Linked DNA regions of Homo sapiens: region 2 is linked to region 1. Evidence: chromatin loops called from intact Hi-C (ENCODE). Cell type or tissue: HepG2. All regions are shown on one strand. Each heading gives the region's core, and the rest is flanking DNA. Links, peaks and the distances in the headings are about the cores only. Region 1 holds the start of LOC101927769 (a long non-coding RNA gene). Region 2 overlaps MACC1 (MET transcriptional regulator MACC1).

Region 1 (10,275 bases), core at 764-8,763:
GATATAGTACACAAATGCTTTCTTAGCAGAAAAACAAAACCGTGCTTAAAATCTAGCTAATTACATTGGAGCAATTTAATTTCTGACCAAAAAGGAATAAGGCTCATGTTATTCAGAACTGTTTAAGAATTGTTTTGCAGGACACTGATCAAAATGTTTTCTATATGATATCTCACAGGATTTAATTCACCCCAAAATACAATCTTACATATTTTCAAGAAAGTTGAGTCTTGTCTTAATTATGTAAATTTAAATTCAGACACAAGTTGTGTGTCTTGGTAAGTCCCACTGACTAGAAAACTAGTGAATTTCCTCTTCGGTAATATTTAAACCCACTAATTTACCTAACGGTTTTATTTTGTTTCAATTGTTTTCTCTATAAATGCAGTATAGCAATATTGAAAAATAAAACTGAGTAAATAAAAATAAATAAATAAAATAAAATAAAATAAAAAATTAGTTTGCTGCAAAACTAAATCAACCAAACTGGAAATCCAGCCTTTTTTTCCCATCCCTGTGGAAATGTTAAACACATTGTCCCCAAGTGAAATACTTAGTAACAGTAAAATTCTCTTGTGATACATGATGCAATATAATTATAGGATTTTTAAAAGAAAGTAGATTATTTTTAGGATAATTTTTGAGCACCTGTCTTGAATAAGGCATTGGCTATTTAACAATAATGGTTTTAAAACTCTTTGTGGGTACTTGCTTCCAAAAGGCAGACATTCTTTCAGGAAGATAGGTATGTAGACCTGGAAAGGTAACTAAGCTTCAGAGTTAACATAAGCATGATAAATGCCAAATAAGTAAGAAATAATGAGTGTTTTACCAGTTCAGTTGAGAAAATAATAATTAATTGGGGGAAAAGTGGCTATAAGAGCTGATTTCTTAAAGGACATTAAATTTAACTTGGGCTTTAAAGGATGGAAAATAATTGGCAAAACAATATAGGATTTCAGCGAAGGGTAACAGCTCAGAAAGATGGAGAGATAAAGTTCCACAGGTTGAAATCGGAGAATTGTCTCAGGAACAGTGAGAGATCTGCTTGGGGCTGTTTTGCATGCGATGGATCTCAATTATTACATACCCTTTCTCACAAAGTCATTTTGAAATGATGAAAAAAAGAAGTTACATAATTATAATCACAAGGAAAAGGGTATCAGCAGTAGACCAAAAATGTTGAGGGATTTCCATAAATAGAAAGTAGAAAGGATAAGAATGACACAGAAACCAAAAGAGAGAAACTCACAGTCTACAGAAAAAATCTATTGCAGTGAGAACTTTTCCTGGTGGAGGTGCAGAAAAACTCCAAGCTCAGATTGAATGAGCACAGAGATGAAAAATGAATTGAGGAGTTATGATCCAATTTATGATACTAATTTACAACTAATTATACTACTATATATTTATATATTAACTAATTAATTAACCAAAGTAAATAAAGATGATTTAATTAAAAATATTCTTGTAACTGGAGCAGAAATAGCTTTCTCCATCCCCATTATACAACTGTAGCTGTTAGCTATAGTAGTTTGCCTCTAGGATAAAGTTTACAATGCACTCTGAAAACAAAATGTGGGATCTTTTTTGAGTGGACTTGTGTTAAGGATCAATGTCAGAGAGGGCAATTCTGAAAAACATTGAGAAAGTCCACAATGGATGAGGAGGAAGTGATTTTCAAAAGGAAAGACAACTTCGTTTGACAGTAAGATATACTAAAGCTCTCTACACTCAATGGCATTTTTTTCTTCTTTTACCAAACGTGAGAACCCTTGACTGCTTGTCTACTTTGTGCCAACCAATCCTGAGAGAAAGTGTGTAAGGCAATAGCTTCCCCTCACTGACACAGTGCCCACAATAGCCCTTCCATCAGGTGAAAGGCCCACTGTAGAAACACACTTGTAGAACTGTAGAGGAAACTCATAGCATCTGACTACCAGTCATTCTAGTAACAGAGAAAAATTAGGAAGGGATCACCAAGGATTACAAAATATTTGAGAAAAACCAACAGCATGCAAGACAAAGATCAAGACAAATAAAGCAAACATCTAAACATCTAGATTTGGAGGAAACAGGTAATACATGAAACAAAGAAGAACTTCAAAACTTTTAAAAATCATTGTCCACACTAAGATTCAAAAGAGTATTACATCCACAAAACAAGAGCTGGCTGCCTCAGAAAAGGAGAAATTAGAATACCTATATACTAAAAACAAAATTACTAAAATAAAATATTTAATATAAAAGTTGACTAATAGAATGGACCTAAATAAAGACTGAACAAATAACCCAGAAGACAGAGTGTAATAAATTCTCTAAATACTAAAGTAAAACAATAAGGGAGTAGATTATATGGGAAAGTCAGCCATGTGGCTAACGTACATATGCTCCTTTGACATTCAACTCGAGTTCCAGATGCAGACAACAGGAAAAATGTGATGAAGAAAATAAAGAAGAAATAACGGAAAAATATTTATCTGAATTGAGGGTTGTGTCAGTGGCTTTTTCTTTGGGGAGCATAAATAGAATCAATCAGACAAATAGGGACACCCCCCGCCTCCAAGAGTACTCAAGAAAGAACAAAGGATGTTTTAATTCTAAGATGAAGACTTTATCAACCTACTCTGCTAGGCTGACTGTTCTCAACTTGGGGTAGGATGGGGTGGGGTTAGGGCAGGTGGATATTTACCCCAGGCAATTTCCAGAGACATACTTCATTATCACAGTTGATAGGAGGTGGGAAGGGAACTTCTGGCTTCTGGTGGGTCCAGACCAGAAATGTTGCTAAACATCCGACAATGCACAGGACAACCATCTGCAACCAAGAGTTGTCCTGTCCAAAATTTTAATAGTGTGGAAGCTGAAAAACTGTGCTGACTGAATTCTCCCCCTACCCCTGAGACCTTAAATGCATTGTGAAAATACTTCCATCCTCCCCAGCACATGCTTTAGAAGACCTTCTTTTTTTCTCCACTCCCAGAAGATTCTTGTTATTTTTATAAAGCTGTTCTCTCAGAAAGTTGATAGTATCCTGAAAGTCAACACCATCCAGTGCTTGATGTCTACGAGATTCGACTCTCTAGGATGCATTGGAGAAAAATCAATCACTTTGACTTTCCTTTACCGGTACTTTTCTGTGTCTACCGCAGGATCATTTAATCCATGTGTTTGTTCTTGTGTCTCCTTGAGATTAAATACAAATTCTTCCTAATTTGCAGAAATCCTTATGCTGTCTGTCTGTATTATGTCCCAGAGTAGTTGGGGATTTTATTCTTTCGGTTGTATATTTTTTTGTCATTTCAATGGCCTTTGCGGAAACAGGAGAGGTAAGCACATATACTCAGATTGCTACTTTTAATGAAATTTTCTGATTATTTTTGAAAACTTACATCCATAAGATTTTAACTATAAAGAACTGAAGAATCACCAGGAACTTGTGAACATTTATGTTTTCAGGGTTTTTTTGTTGTTGTTTAAAAAAAGATGGAAAGTATTTGCTGCGTGTTTTTGAAAATTTAATTTTGATGTTGATATTTTTACAAGATGGAAATTTTCTTCGTAGAATCAGATCTTAAAGTGGAAATTTCTTTTAAAACCGGATATTAATAAACATTATCATAATATTTTATAGCATTTCAGATACAAACTGCTTTCACAATACATTACTCCATCTGAACCTCGCAACTCCAGGAGCAGGTATTGCTATGACCTTTTATCTGTGAGAAAACTGAAGCCTTGAGAGGCTGGTTGATTTTTGAGTGAAGTCACAGAGCTGGATCTAAGCCAAGTCTTCTAATTCTTTATTTAACATACCTGCTGGTCTACCATACTGCTTTCTTACATGGTATCTGTTCCTCCGTTCCATGATAGGGAAGGAGTTATGCAATGATTCAAGTACAGTGTCTTGTATTACACCTTCTTTCTTGATATATCTCCATAGATGCTAGCCACAGAGCCCTATTAACATGAGTATACCACTAGGTCATTGTAAAAAAAAAAAAATCAATAAATAAATGACAATGCTCACAATGTAGAAAAATTTCTAAGGAACCTGAGGCATAGAAGAAGCATAGTCAAACCTAACTTCTCGAGTATCAGATCAAAGAAAAAATAATTTTTGAAGAATTTTCCAAATGTGGCTTAAATCATGCCATGTCGTGTGTACTTCTTCCCAGCATACAAAACCTCACTGTTGTGTCTTTTGATCCATTATTTCCTTGCTTCTACCTTCATTCACTATTTGGGAAGTTAGAAAAATGACTTTTACTCTCCGTTCTACTTTTTTAGAAAGTCATAGCTTTACTCATTGAAGTACTGATTTCTAGTAGAATAAAACTATATGTTAATCATAACCTCCTTTTCCCTTGGAAATTCAGGCAAGTACTGTGATTTATCTTGAAAAATGTGGACTAATAAAAGTCTTTTCTTCTTCTTTTTTCTTTACTAGAACTAGGCCCTGCACTTAGCCCAAAGGGAAGCACCCCTTTTTATTGTTGGCCACACTCAGTGTTGCATGGTCAAAGGAGCATTTACATAAGCCAACAAAAGTTAGCACAGCAGGAACAAGAGAAATATGTGTATGACCCTCCCATGAGAAAAGAAAAATTTCTGTCTTCACTGTTTTTTACAATTAGTATCAGAAATAAAAAATAACTTAAACATTTGTTCAGTATTTAATATGTCAACTATTGTTTTAAAAAATAACCACTTTGCATTATTGCCTAGTCCTCACAAAACTCCATTGAGAATGGTACTATTTTCTCTCTGATCTTACAGATAAAAGAGAAAGGAAGAGAGATACAGTAGTTTGCCTAGCAAGTTGTGAGGTCTGGATTCAAACTCAGTCCAATTACAGCACTTGCTCCTAAATTGTTTAATAATTTCATTTTTTCAGGAATATAGGAAGTTTTCAATATATTATCAAGATCATTTTTTCCATTTCTGACATATTCTTTTCATGGCAAGTTAATATGCTACTGACTTTTTCATATGTGCATCAGAATTATAGATAGAAACATTAATGTAAATTAAATAAAATTGTTATTATATTTACTACTTTTTTTTAACTTCCAGGTTTTTTTGGTGTAGCCAAAGTGCTTGCATTTTCTAATTGGCTCTTGACAGCAGACTGTAACTTAGATACCTAATGGTTTTTTGTCATTTCATTCAATTCTTTCATTTTTATTTGGTTTGTTCCTGGTAAACTCCCTTTCATATGCCCTCAGGGACAGTCCTAAATCTCTACATTGTCCTCTAGATCATTACTGTCACTCTCATCTTCAGCAAATACCTATACCTCCCATTTCATGGCCATCCAGTATGAATGTCTTCAGGTCTTTCATTTTGTTAATATGCTGTGTCAAATTTATTGATTTGGGTATGTTGAACCATCCTTGTATTCTAGGGATAAGTCCCACTTAATCATGGTGAAGGATACTTTTAATAGGCTCTTGAATTCAATTTGCTAGCACAGGTAACCCTTGAACAACATGGGTTTGAACTATGTGAGTCCACTTATATGTGTATTCTCTTCCACCTCTGCCACTCCTGAGACAACAAGACCAACCCCTCCTCACCCTCCTCTTCCTCAGCCTACACAACATGAAGACATTGACAATGAAGTCCTTTATTATGATCCACTTCCACTTAATGAATAGTAAATATATTGTCTCTTTGTTATAATTTTCTTAAAAATGCTTTCTTTTCTTTAGCTTACTTTATTGTAAGAGTATAGTATGTAATACATGTACCATACAACATATGTGTTAATCAACTGTTTATGTTATTGGTTAGGTTTCTGGTCAAAAGCAGGATATTAGTAGTTAAGTTTGGCAGAGTCAGAAGTTACATCTGGATTTTTGGCTGTGTTGGTGGGTATATTTTGGGTCAGCACTCCTAATCTCCATATTGTTCAAGAATCAATTGTATATTGATATTGTCATGCAACAACCATCAACACCATTCATCTCCAAAATTCTTTTCATCTTGTAAAACTGTAACTCCGTACCCATTAAACAATAACTCCCCATTCTCCCTTCCCGCAGCCCCTGGCAACCACCTTTTTACTTTCTATTTTATGATTTTGACTACGATAAGTACTTTATACAAGTGGAGCTTCTTAGATGTTTGTATTTATTTCCTTCATCAAATTCAGGAAATTTTCAAATATGCTGTGACTTTTTATCTCTCTCTTTTCCTTCTAGAATATCCAAGATGTGTATGCTGGTCCGGTTGATAGTATACCACAGGTTCCTTAGTACTTTGTTTACTTTTTAAATTTCTGTTCTTCAGATTCAATAATTTCAATGATCCCATCTTCATGTTTACCAATTACTTCTTTTGACTTCTCAAACCTTCCTTGGAATCTCTCTAGAAAACTTTTCATCTGAGTTGCAGTGGTCCTATATTTTCCACGGGAGATGTTTCAGGCAGTGGATGCCTGGAACTGAAGATAGTACCAAACCCCATTGTCATCAATCAGAACACATTTCTGTTCATGTCTTTCATCCACAAATTTCATGCATTTTTCATCATAACTAAACGATTGTAATGCATTGTGACCACAACTTTTGCAGTTTGAGGTGCAACAGCAAACCCAGTACAAGTATTTTTCTTCTTCATAATTAGAAGATCCATTCTTACAACAGATCTTAGCAACCTCAGCATACAATTTTTTTCTTTCTTAATTAAGCCAAGAACTTTCACCTTTTCACTTAAAGAAAGCACTTTACAGTTTCTCTCTGGTATATCTGAATTGCCAGCCTCACTACTCTTGCACTTTGGGTCCATTATTAAGTAAGATAAGGGTTACTTGAACACAAGCATTATGATACAACAATGATCAATCTGATAACAGAGATGGCTACTAAGTGACTCACGGCAGGTAGAGTATACTGTGGATACACTAGACAAAGGGATGATTTATATCCTGGGCAGAATGGAGTAGGACAGTGAAAGATTTCGCCAACATATTCAGAATAGCATGCAATTTAAAACTTGTAAGTTTTTTATTTTTGGAATTTTCCATTTAATATTTTTGGACCATGGTTGATCGAAGGTAATTGAAACTGGAAAAGAAAGCTACAGATAACTAGGGGACTATTGTACTGTACTTTTTAGCTTCAGACTTTCTTTTTAGTTTCTTTTTAGATTTCCTTTCTCTTTATATTTCCACTTTGCTCATACATCAACTTTCTTGGCTTTTCCAGGTTTTTCTTTAGTTATTTGAGCATCTTTAAGACAACTGTTTTTAAAAAGTTTTTGTATGGTAGATCTGCCATCAGTTCTGTTGGCTCATGTTTTCCTCTGAATGAAACATACTTTCCTGTTTCTTAGTTTGTCTTATGATTTTTTTAAACTGGACATTTAAATCTAGTAGTGTGGTAATTCTGGAAATCAGATTATTCCCCTCCTCAGCGTTTCTTACGGATTTTTGTTTTGTTTTGTTTTGATTTGAGTGTTGTAGGCTGTTACTGTGCTGAGGATAAGGCTGACGTGTAAACAAGGTCTTTTCTGAGCCTCCACCTGTTCCTAGCATTATGGTGACTTTCTAATTTTCCACATATATGCAATTGCTTTTGAATATCCTAGTTTTTCTGGCTCTCAAAAGGGAAAGAAGAGACAAATGAATGGGGAATGGGATACTGACCCTTTAAATCTCCTGGAGGTCACTTCATCTGGAGGGAAAAGGGCTTCCAAAAGTTCAGAGAAGTACAACAGTAACAGATGCCCATCTCTGGTGTTTGTACTTCCATAATCAGAAGGAGCTATCAGTGATTAGAACACAGATCTCCAGTATTGGAGGATAGGATCCTTATTGCCCACCTTGGCTCCTGCAAGTCCTGTGTAAGCTGCTCCAAGAACACATGCACAGCTGCCCGCCACAAATCTGGGGGTATGGGGTGGGTGGCTGCTGTCAAGCTAAAAGCTGACATTGACTGAAGTTAACCATAATTTACCATCCATGTCTTCTCCTGGAAGTTGCAAACCTTCGATTCCAGATTTCCAAAATGGTTACATCGAACAGATTCTGCCACTGTAGATGCCTGGCTGGGGAGATGGATGCCTGGTGCTTTCTATTCTGCCATCTTTCCAGAACCCTCTCATGCCCAAATAAGCCTTTGTAAGGGTCGTCAATAGCTTCTTATACCCGTAATAAATACAAAGACTCTAGGATGAGAATAAAATTTTCACAAAATGCTTTTTAAAGTGTAGATAAAATATTATGTAAGACCATTGTCCTACTGTTTGCTCCATACATTTATACAACTTTAAGTCTTTTTTTCAGTGGTACCAAAATATGCCCTAATATATATGCCAATGAATTGATATTGAAGACTGCTAACAATTTTCATTTTCTATATTCTTTCCTATAGATTATTCTATTTGATGACTCTCCATCTCAAACATAATAGGAGTGTGCTTCCCCTCTGGGTTTCATAAATTTCCATTGGCAGAAATGATTTTCCCTGTCTGGCAATATTGTCTGTGCTAACCAAAGTATTTGCTCTCCCAATTTAGATTTTGAAGTTGGAAGAAGTGGCAAAATGTGAAAAGCAAGAAGCAAGTATTACCAGAGACACCTATGAAAAAGAAATCTTTCTGAAGAACATTTTTAAAGTGCCATAATCTGTTCGGTAAGAATGAAATTAATGCACAAAACTGATAAAAATGGACTACCTGGATGTAGTTTCTGAAATGGCAGGGTATGTGTTCTGGTGTAAAGTACAAAATACATGGCCTAACCTGAGTAATTTTGTCTCTTTGTTTATGATTTTGAACAATGGTGTAGAAGAGACAGGGGATTCTTCTTTCCCCTGGAAAACCCCTATTTCTTCCCTCTTAGAATTGAAAGGGGCTACCTTTGTGTTATGAGGCTACTGGGGAATTTCAGCTAACTCCTGTGGGGAAAGAGATGGAAGCAAGCATTCCTCACAATCCCACTAATCAACCACGGGTTTCTTATGAGCATCTATAGGATTCCCACAGGTCCCACTGAGGGATAAGTGGTCAAAATAGAATCCCCACATTTAGTCATACTTACTATACTGCCTGTTGCTAACTGTAACAACTGTTCATTCCCCTGAAGCCTGGAGCCAACTGGCATGGGCTAGAAGTTAAGAAACAGCAGGAGGCCTTCATGGTCACCATAGCTTCCTGGTGACCATCTAATATAAAATTAGATAGAATAGTATTTTCTTTTAAGCCGAAAATAAATTTTAGCAGTGCTCTTATTGGTTAGTAAAAACTGCATTTGCATTGGTGACACAAACATTGTTATGTTATTCTAGTCTAACGAGAAACCATCTCAGCAAAGATCATTAGAAAATCATTTTAGAAACCACTAAGTCTTTAGCATAATTTTAAAAAATAAATTCAAGAGTCTGTCATAATATTGCTCAACCTAACCAAATGAGAATTTTAACAATAGAAAAGGCATTTTCAAAATAATAATCAAGCCTGTGATAAATGAGTTAGAAGTATGTGCAGGACATCTTCAGTTTGCCCCTCAGATCCTGTACTCATTCTTCATTCAGTTCTGGCCAGTCCTTTGGCCAGTCCTGGGAAGCTGGCCAAAGGAAGGGGAGAGAGAAGAAAAAGAAGCTGGACTATTTCTTCTCCTCTCCCTCCTTATGTGACAATTAATTTCATATGTCAACTTTGCTGGGCTGCACTGCCCAGATATGTGGTCAAAAATTATTCTGGATGCTCCTATGATGATGTTTTCAGATGAGATTTAACATTTACATTGCCGAACTTTGAGTGAAACAGATTGTCCTCCATAATATGAGTGGGTTTCATCCAATCAATTTAAAGCCTGAGAAGAGTAAAAGACTGACTTGCCCCAGAGCAGGAGGGAATACTGGCAACAAATTGCCTTCACATTTCAGGCATGAACTACAGCATCAGCTCTTCCTAGGTCTCCAGCCTGCGGGCCACTCTGCAGATTTTGAACTTGCCAGCCTCCATCATCGCATGAGCAAATTCCTTAAAAAATTCACACACACACACACACACGCACACGCACACACATGCACACACATACGCACACACATGCACACACATATTCTATTAGGTCTATTTCTCTGGAGAACCCTCATACATCCTGCTTCAGCTCTGAGAGTCAGGAAATAGAAGCATACCCCCCTCTCATACTATAGCTTAGGTAAAATAGCCCCTTCTCCTCTGGTCCAGCTTTCACTAGGTCAATCTAGTGTCTCTTGTTCTTTGATCATAAGGGTAGTATTATTTCCCCGTGTAGCTAGTCTCTTG
Region 2 (10,275 bases), core at 1,172-9,171, 120 kb before region 1:
ACAGAGTTGGCAACCTTTACTCTTCAGACCCAGAGAAATGACTAAAATTACAAGGGGCCATGAAGAAAGGAGAAAAGCATTATTTTGGATGAAGAATGCTCATCTTACAGATGATGAACCAAGCTGCAGAGAGGTTGATAGTTATTTGTCTTTTTTATTTGAATTCCCTACAGTATGTTCATTTTACACGTGTGTGTGCATGAACATACCCACAACACACATGCACTTCCTTGGCTTAAAAATATGTTGAGAAATTTACAAATAGTCAAATAACACAATGAGTTTAAACAACAAGTAAGTGTATATTATTCTTCAGTAAAAAAAAAAAAATTTAAAAACAAAATAAGTGAATAAATAAGGGTGACATTTGCAGGAAGTTGGTAGGACAACTTCAAATAAAAGCAACTTCACAAACATCATGCTGTAAATTCCAGTATACCTATTAGCAGTAGTCCACACATTTGGCTCTCCACTTTCTGAAAGTGACCAAAATAAGGTAAACATGATTAGTTACAAGCTTCACAGTGATCATAGAACACAAAGAAGCCACTTAACAGCAGCACCAGCAATACCTGGAATAAAGAGGGGTGAAGAGGAGCATGTAACTACTGGGGACAGTATCCTCGGTCCCACCTTTTACAGTATGTTCAACAGTAAATCTCTTTAATGGAGCTCTTTCTTAATGTGTGTTGATGTCATCTCACCCAAAGGCAATTCTGTCAAGTCAGGTGGAGAAGAGTGGGCCCAGCTAGACAGCTATCTGCCTCCCTATTCTAAGATAAGCACACATGTCAGGTTACAATCCCAAAAGGACAGGACCTAGTCCAGTAAAGCCCACTATGCTTGGTTCCTCTCAACAGAGTTTCCCTTTCCACTTTTCAAGTCAGAGCTGACTGAGACATTCTAGGCCTAAGATCCAGAGCAGCTTTTTCTTTTGAAGACCCAAACAATTCACTAAGTTAAAGATAGGAGTCACGTTCTCTTGTGAAAATTGAGATGAGTAAATTTGAGATGACAATTGAGATGAGTAGCTAAAATGTAGCCTGAGCAGAAGATCATTCTACTTCTGCATGCTGTGCCATGATAGGGACTGCAGTTTTCCTCAGAAACAGTTTTGTTACTGCTCCCACACAAGAGCATACATTTCCAACTTTCAAGGCCACAGAGCAAAGCTGTAGTACTTTCATTGTGAAAAACATTTAATGACTTCTTTTACCTAATCCCCACTGTTGCCATAAAATATTCCCAGTGATATGTCTCTCAGGTTTAACTTTAAGCAATAGATGTTTCAAGCAAACTCTGAGAAATAAATTAGCTACAAATCTTGTCCCTGGGATTGGACAAGTTTAATTATTGCAAGAGTAGTTGGATATGACTTTGTGTAGTTATGGACCTGCAGTCATTTTTCTTTCCTGTACCCTTCAGTGCAAAAAACGTGTTCTGGGTTGTACTTTTCAAAAGGTATAAAGATCAACCCCCAATTCAGAAGGGGTGGACAAGACGTGGGTTTATAGTGTGGCTAATAAAGCTGTAACTGTAGGGTCCTCACTTGCATGGTCTTTTCTAGCAAACTGAGCCAAATTCTGTATTTGTTTTCTCTGCAAAGCTCCACTGCTTCCTAGAACACTTGACAGTATATCAGGAGACCTCACTGGTTGTCATCAGTCAGCAATGTCTTTCCTTTCTTTTATGTAAATGCATTTTTGTAAAGTAGAAAGAATATAGGCTTTGGAGTTACAATTCTCTGGTTACAGTCCTTCTAGTATAAACTTGGAAAGATACTGAACATTTCTGGAACTCTACTTATCATCTGTAAAGAACTAAACTAAAATAGGTAATAATTAGTATTACTATCAACATATAATAACCCCACATGCTGTTCATAAGGATCAAATGAAATACTGTATAAAAAGTGGCACAAGAGGACCCCTTGCTTTTCCTCTGGTCTCTCCCTCCTGGTTATTCCAGTGCATATAGAAATAACTTTGCCAACTGGGCCCATTCAAGAATCTTCTCCTCTCAATCAGATGTCTTGAGACTCCAATCTCTGATAGCTTACAAGTTGTGTCTTGGGACCCTGTATCCTATTCTTCACCCTTCATAGAAAATTTTACCAGTGCCATGATTCCTGCCAAAAGAGTGACTGGACTCATCACAGCAGAGGCACTGGAGTGCAATAGAAAGAACGCAGTCTTTGAAAATAGACAGACGTAACTTCAGACCAATGCTTAGAAATGAATTCACTGGTCTGAGCACCATTTCCTCATCTACAAAATGAGGGTAAAATATTGTCTTCAAAAAGTGGTTACAATGATACGTGAAATATATCTCAATAAAGCTTTTTTAAAAAATTGTTGTAAATATTGAAATAACATAAATCCCCAATGAACATCAGTTGCTGCTTAAAATGATAATTCTTCTCTGTTTTTCACTTCTGTGCCAATTCCGTTGGTCTTAGACAATGTAATGAGTGGTTACTGACAAAGATATGTAAAGAATATTGGAAAAGAGGAAACAGAATAAACACTGTGAAAGTTTGTCATTTTAGCTTAACAGATTATTCAACTTGACAATACTTTTCACCTCTCTGAAGGGGAAAATGTAAAAATTATTGTATCGTTTAAAATTAGATTTGTGTTAGTACTTTTGCAGTAAAAGCAAGTATTTTTAGCCAACACTTGCTGAGTTGTTACTGTATGGAATTAATCGTAAGATTCCCAGCATTCTTTGCCAAGAGAAAAACACTCTGACATTTTGTGTATACTCACAGTTTTCCTTGGTTTGAACTTCAAACACTGATGTGAATCATTTGCATATCATCTGACAAGGCTACCTACTTGAAAGAGAATAAACATGAATCTTTGGTCACTGTTAAGTGAAAACAGAATGTTTATGCACTAACGTTTGCTATGAGAAAGAGCTTATGAATAAAATTTGGTAGAATGGGTAAGATTAAAGAGAGACTCATTACACCACACCATCCAATTCATACAGCAGGAATTTCCCTTAAATTCTCAACAATTGATTACATCTAGTTTCTAATGTTTCAGGGAATCACACTGTTTCCATTTGTTATTTTTGTAAACAGAACGGTGTGCAACAGTATGAACTCTTTGTCAAAGCAGTGACTTGAAAAATACTAATGCGCATACATGTGTGCATATATCTATTCAGAAATATAGACAACTGATAGAGAAAGATGGATATTGATATAGACATATATATGATTCAGCTGAACAAAAGTATTTTTGTTATTATTAATGCTCCACTGATTTCTGATTACTAGAAACTGGAAGATTATTTTATTTTCTTTTTTTTTTTTTTGAGGTGGAGTCTTGCTCTGTCGCCCAGGCTGGAGTGCAGTGGCGCTATCTTGGCTCACTGCAAGCTCCGCCTCCCAGGTTCACACCATTTTCCTGCCTCAGCCTCCTGAGTAGCTGGGACTACACGTGCCCGCCACCACGCCCAGCTAATTTTTTTTTATATTTTTAGTAGAGACGGAATTTCACCGTGTTAGCCAGGATGGTCTCGATCTCCTGACCTTGTGATCCGCCTGCCTCGGCCTCCCAAAGTGCTGGGATTACAGGCATGAGCCACCACGCCCGGCTGATTATTTTCTTTCTTAGAGACAATTATATCTGTTTTTTTTTTTTTGAGATGGAGTCTCGTTCTGTCGCCCAGGTTGGAGTGCAGTGGTGTGATCTCAGCTCGCTGCAACCTCCACCTCCCAGGTTCAAGCAATTCTTCTGCCTCAGCCTCCCATGTAGCTGGGATTACAGATGCCCACCACCACGCCTAGCTAATTTTTGTAATTTTAGTAGAGACAGGGTTTCACCATATAGGTCAAGCTGGTCTCGAACTCCCTACCTCAGGTGATCTGCCCACCTCGGCCTCACAGAGACAATTACATCTTCAAAATTTCACTTATTTCAACACGGTATCAAGTGATGATGTGAGTTACAAGAAGTCTGGAGGAAAAAGCTGAGAGAGGAAAACTGCCCTGGGTAAGAAAGGAAACCAACTGAGGAGACTGAGGATTGGGACAAGTGATTGTAGCCTAGAAGGGAAATACGAAATAAAAAGACATAACTAATGAGAATATTCTGAGGGAAATACTGAGAGGTATGCATTGTCAACCCTAATATCTAGTTCTCCCACACAATCTTCAGAAAAATCCATGTTACTCACTGATTCAGGAAACATTTATAGTGTAAAATAAGAGGCATTGAGTCCAACTTAACAGCAGGAATAAAAGGAAAACACAGCTGCCCAAATGAACATACGGGTTACAAGCAGGGTGAGCTGCCATTGATCTGGGTTTGCCCAGGACTGCCCTGTTTTAAAATCCAAACCTCTCAGTCCGGAGCAAACCAGGATGGCTGGTTACCACAGTTACAGGAACATGTTAGTATATAAGTACGTAGTCCAACATAAAGAATGTAAAATATTCAATGTAAATCTCTTTTCTATCTGTATGGATTTTTAAAGTATTTTAAACCATCATGAGGGAGAAAATAAAATATATAAATATATATACGCACATATATATACACACATATATACACACATATATATTTGAGCTATATAGGAATGACTTTAATTTCATGTTTAAATTAATTATGTTTTGTTATTCTACTTTCAGGTGTTAAATTCTAGTGGAAACAGAATAAAATACAAAATAAAATACAAAAGAAACCATTCAGAATAGAATAGGCAGAATTGTCCATCACTGTCATTTTTAATTCTTTCAATTGACCTAAAAGTTGAACCCCATCACTTAACCGCCCAAAGTGACAGTGAACCTCTCCAAGAAGGAGCTCTTCCTCTCCTTTTTCCTCCATCTCCCCTTTATTTAATGCAGGTGGAATACTCAAGGTCAGGAGCCTATCTCCTTGCTGAGAGCCTGTGCTGCTCTGGGGAAGCTAGTGGGTTCCTTGTGATCAGCTGGGGAGACGGGAAAAAGCCTCAGAGTTGTCCCCACAGCACCACCTGGTGCCAGGTTGGGGTCTTCCTGGACTGCTGTTTAGGAGTTTTGTCCTGTTCTTGCTTTCTACCTCCTTATCATTTTCCCTAAACAGTTTAGTATAAAATTGGGGTTCTCAACCATTCCTCTGCATCAAAATCAATTTCAGAGCTATTTTTAAAAATACAGATGCCCAGAAATCATCCCAAAAATCCGAGATGGATCCCAGGCTTCATTTATTTTTATAAAAAGTTTCTGGGAGATAAATTGAGAGCCACCAAATCATAATTATGAGGTGATAATATACATGTTTTGCTTTGTTTTCTAAAAACATATTATTAAACATAATAAAATATATGGCAGCTGAAGATGCCCATCCTTACCCTGGCACAAACATGTCTCGGGACTATGTGCTAGACATAGGATTTCACTATGATAAAGGAAAAATTTACAGCTCTCTTTCTTGGGGCATGGCCCTTTCTAGTATAGCCTTGTGATTATAGGAAAGATTAGTTTTGTTCCAGGTTTTAGGGACAAATTCTTCCTCCCTTAGTGTGATTGTCAGGGTCAATATCTTTGTCTTTTCTTTCCCTTTGAATTGTAAGATCTAGATAGTGACACTTCTGGATAGTAAGGTGATGTAAAGGTTGCCTTTGGCATAAGTCCTTGTTCTGCCTCTAGCTTATGCAAAAAGTGGGTTGCAAATAGAGTGCGACCTCAGCCACTCATAAAATTGTGTGTTTGCCTAGCATTATCTGCTTCAAACCTATTGTGCTAATGGACAATCTGATCTTGGGTCCTAGCCACATACCATCTTGGCCCAACTAACCAGTAGTCTCTGAAATGTAATAAATTCATTTAAATGATGGTGCCATGAACCTGTTTTAGTACTGGCTGGGGTCACTGAGATTGATGCTCTTGGGTATGATGGGGAAACTAGCTCTGAAAGTGAGGCTAAAGGAACTCTCCTGTCTTTTGAGGAGCAGTTGCGTCACATGAGTATGTTCATAACGTGGACAACTGCTTCCTTTGGGTATATAGATTCAGATTTGATTCATAAAAATTGGTTTGGGTGTATGGTTTCAAAGAAGTAGGTAAGTTCATGGATGGTTAGTTGGATGAACAGACAACAACATTCAGCACTTAAGTGTGACTTCCTGATGATCTGAGGTTGCCTGAATCACAGGGACTTTCTCAATCCTCTTTGGACCCCAGCACTTAGCATAATTCTAGAATAAGTTATGAATAAATATTGGTGTAATTATTAAAATTAAATGATAATGCAATATGTGTATAAAGACAAAGAGACAGAATTTGTCAGTGAATAAGATGACAGCTCATCTGTAAGAATCGTGTTGGGAAGCTTTCCCCAATCAGCATCTGGCAAAACTTAAATATTTCAGGGGAAGGAATGTGAGAAGTTCATTTTAAAACTTCTAGGATCAAATACAATGAATCTACTGTTTGAATTCAGGTATGAGAAAGAAATTTTAAAATGGTTAACTAAATTTCATGGCCCCAGCAAAATCAATGTTATAAAAATATAACTATATGGGAAATTGCAGATATTATAATGTTATGGGCAAAAGCAAGGTATAAAAGATTTTATATGGTATAATGCCTTGTGTGGGTATACAAACATATACAGCTTGCAGAGTTTTTTAATAAAGAAAAGTACGAGAATAAAATAAAATTCTCACCCCCAAAATCTACTATTGATGTTTTGTTTTGTGTGTATTATTTCAAATGGCATTTCCCTATTCACATAAAATATTATTAAAAAGGAAAATATAAAGCATATAGTAAAAGCATGTACTGTGTGGGTATCTCTGAATGCAAAATAATGTTCACATTTGTGTATGACTATTCACGGTATCAACATTAATTTAAATACTCTTTTCCCTTTGCCTTTCAAGAACAATTTACATCCTTAAATTTTAAAAAAATGTATTTGTTATTTTGTATTGCTTTTGCAAAATCCTTTACTACCATTTTCCCAGTTTTCTGTTGATGAACTTGAAAAATATTCTAATACTAAATATATCAACCCTTCATATGTTGTATATCACATATCCCAAATATCATCTCCCAGTATCTTCTCAGTTCTCCTATTTTATTTACGATATTTTATGTCATATTCTAATTTTATGTTGACAAATCTATAAATCTTTTCTGACTTGGCCTCTGTTTCTATATTTATGGTTAGAAAGATATCATCTACTCTGAGATAAAATGAATATTAACTTATATTAGCTTCTGATTCCTTATGGCTTTAACTTTTTTTGATGAACTCTTTAACCCGGCAATATTTTATTTTGGTATATGATGCAAAATTTATGGCATTATTTTCCAAACTATCCATTATTCCAACAACCATTAAAAGAAATCTGTTACCACCAATATCATAAAATAAATGTGTGTGAATATGTACAAAATATATACACATATTTAATCAATGTTTTGGTTTTTCTCTTCTTTTTCATGGATCATCAACTTTAAAATATGACAGGCAAAGGCAGATTTAAAAAATTGATCAAGCAATAGAACATAAAAAAACACTTATAGGTTATTTTCAAAGATATCTGCATCTAATATATATAACTCTTGATATATTTTCAAATGTATTGCAAAATTAGCATTTTCATATAATTGCATATATGCATATATGTTCATGAAACTATATATCTATATATTCATATATTAGGGGGTTTTGTGCCTCTGGCACTGGTAAATAACCAAGAAAAATTTTAGGTAACATTTCATCCTGTCACCAGAAGACTGTCACAGTGTTTAATCTTGAAAGCAGGCTTTTCTTCTATTTCTCCTTCTTATCCTTTACTTGGATGAAGAAATAGCATTTTAACATGACTCTTGGCCCCAGTGATAAAACCTAATGCTAATATGTTTGCTGACGGTGAAGCTGGAGCAGCCTTAAATCAATTCCTTAGAACTATTTGGAATATAGCAAATATAAAGCTGGAACAATAATAAAAATATTTCCATTGTAGGCTACAAAGAAAAGACAACACTGAAAATCAGAGATCAGTGTTAGAAGTGGGTTCTACAACTGACCTCTTCGATATCCTTCAGTATTATTGCACCTCTTGAGCCTCTGTTTATGCTGTGGTGCCCATTTCATAGGGCAGGTGTGGAAATCAAGTCAGAGATATTAAAGATGATAGTGATTTGTAAACTGTAAAAAAATTACTAAGTACAACAAATGTTCTCTCAAAACTTATTAATAGAGAATATTTTTAGGTTTCTGAATAGACTATTGTTTTATGGTCAGAGTATAATTTAACTTCATTTTACAACATATACATAAAACATCATGTTGCGCATCTTAAATATATACAATCTTCATCAATTATACCTCAATAAAACTCGTAAAAATAAAAGAGAAGTCTATACATGAGATAAAATGGCATAGAACTGTAGCAGGGTTAATTAATCTGTCAAGTCTCACTGCTGATGATGGCAGTGCCAGATTCAACCCGTATTGAATTGATCAAGTCTATTGTTTTCAAAGCCTGTATTACTAATCATCATGTTTCTCAGTTCTCTGAAAATAGGGATAAAATAATAGTTAATTTAAAAGATTAGCCTTATGCAATGTCTTTTAAAAATTCAACATAAACTTGCCATGTGCCCAGCAATCACCCTGGATGTTTATCCCAGAGAAATGAAAACTTATTTTCATAGAAATGTATTTACACAATTGTTTATAGCAGCTTAGTATTTAATAGCCCCAAACTGGAAACAACCAAAATGTCCTTCAGTGAGTAAATGATTTAAAGAACTGTGTTACACCCATACCGTGAAATATTACTCAACCATAAAATGAAAGAAACTATTAACACATGCAACAACTTAGATACATCTCAGGCATTATGCTGTGTGAAACAAGCCAGTCGCATAAGGTATGATTTCATTTACATGACATACTCTAAATGATAAAATTATAGTGATGGCGAGCAGATTAGTGGTGCCAGAGAATAGGGATGGTGAAGGGAAGAGGAGTGGATGTAACTATAAAGGGGTACCGCAAGGGAGATCTTTGTAGTGATGAACTGGTTTTGTATCTTAATAGCACTGGCAGTTATACAAATCTACACGTGATAAAATGTCAAAGAGCTATACATACACACCTTGTACAAGTGTCAATTTCCTGGTTTTGATATTGTGCTACAGTTATGTAAGATGGTCCCTTTAGGGGAACTAGATGGAAGGTATATAGGATTTTGTACTATCTTTCCAAATTCCTGGGACTCTATGATTAGTTTAAAATAAAAAGTCAAAAAACCGGAAATACACAAGCACAGAATGTCTGAAATTAAATAACAAATGATAACATTTGGCCTGAAATTTGTCTCTTTGTATCTAATTATATCAACTTTTTAAACTATGCTGTTCAAATACACTCTATTCTTGTAACTATTTTATACCTGTTTAATTTTTAAGTTTCTGTTGATGTGATAAAATCTCCCACCATGATTTTGAAATTGTCTCAGTCTCTTGTAATTCAGTCAGTTTGTGCTTCCTATATTAAACAGTTCAGGGCTTTGCTGTTAAACCATATAAGTATGTGAAGGTTATATTTTCTTAGGATTTTTTCTTTGTTTTTCTCTGGTGTTTCTCTTTATCCCTATAAGTGCTTTTTTGTTCTAATTTATATTTTATGTGATATTAATATTGCTATACAAACTTTATTTTGATTATTGTGCTTTACCATTTTAACGCACTTTTTTCACAGTTTAATATATCTGAAATCATGATGCATATGCAATTAATTTCAGAATTTAGCTGCCTTTGTTGTTTTTTTTTTTTTGGTATTATATAAAATAATAATGCATCTTACAGGGGAAGTCATAAATCCAATGAAATAAAGTATTTACCTGACATATTTTTTCCCATCTTCTTATTTCAACCATTTGACTGGTTGTCCAGCCCCAAATTGTTGGACTTTTTTAAACAATTCACACTGACTGGCAGTCTTCACCTTTAAATAGTTGAGTTCCATCCCTTTAAAATCATTTAAAAACATGATTTTTAAATTTATCTCCATTACCTTATTTTGTGTTTACTTTTTTACTTTTATTTATTTCCTCCTTCTATTAGATGAATAAAATGTTCAATAGCTCCTCTTGTTCCCAATTCCAGGTTTTTAAACTCTACACATTTTGTAGTAAGTTTTAAGATCTCAGTTTACCTACTTACTTATAAATATTCATAAGAATGTATAAATTTATTTTATGTTTCTTACTAATACTCTAAAACAAAAAATGATCATAAAAATATCTGCTTATTGAAAA

The links. Hi-C counts contacts between places; a loop is a spot of excess contacts. Peaks named below come from ENCODE experiments on the same cell type or tissue, not always from the same donor. Only the 100,000 strongest peaks of a DNase experiment are listed, where the experiment ranks them.
Region 2: it touches region 1 in a loop (17-fold over the local background); 4 of 110 quality-filtered maps call a loop at or near these places.

The regions. Positions count from the first base shown.
Region 1 is chr7:20,289,759-20,300,033 of GRCh38, forward strand. It overlaps LOC101927769 (a long non-coding RNA gene), which reads left to right and starts at 6,950. Exons shown (of 5, transcript NR_110117.1): 1 at 6,950-7,001; 2 at 8,524-8,639. In HepG2, for the core only: no CTCF peak of the experiment used is centred there; no DNase peak of the experiment used is centred there.
Region 2 is chr7:20,167,946-20,178,220 of GRCh38, forward strand. MACC1 (MET transcriptional regulator MACC1) reads right to left here. Exons shown (of 7, transcript NM_182762.4): 2 at 2,769-2,833. Among named protein-coding and RNA genes, the nearest start is that of MACC1-AS1, 31 kb to the left of the region's middle. In HepG2, for the core only: a CTCF peak has its summit at 4,998 (motif pointing left); a DNase peak (open chromatin) is centred at 4,986.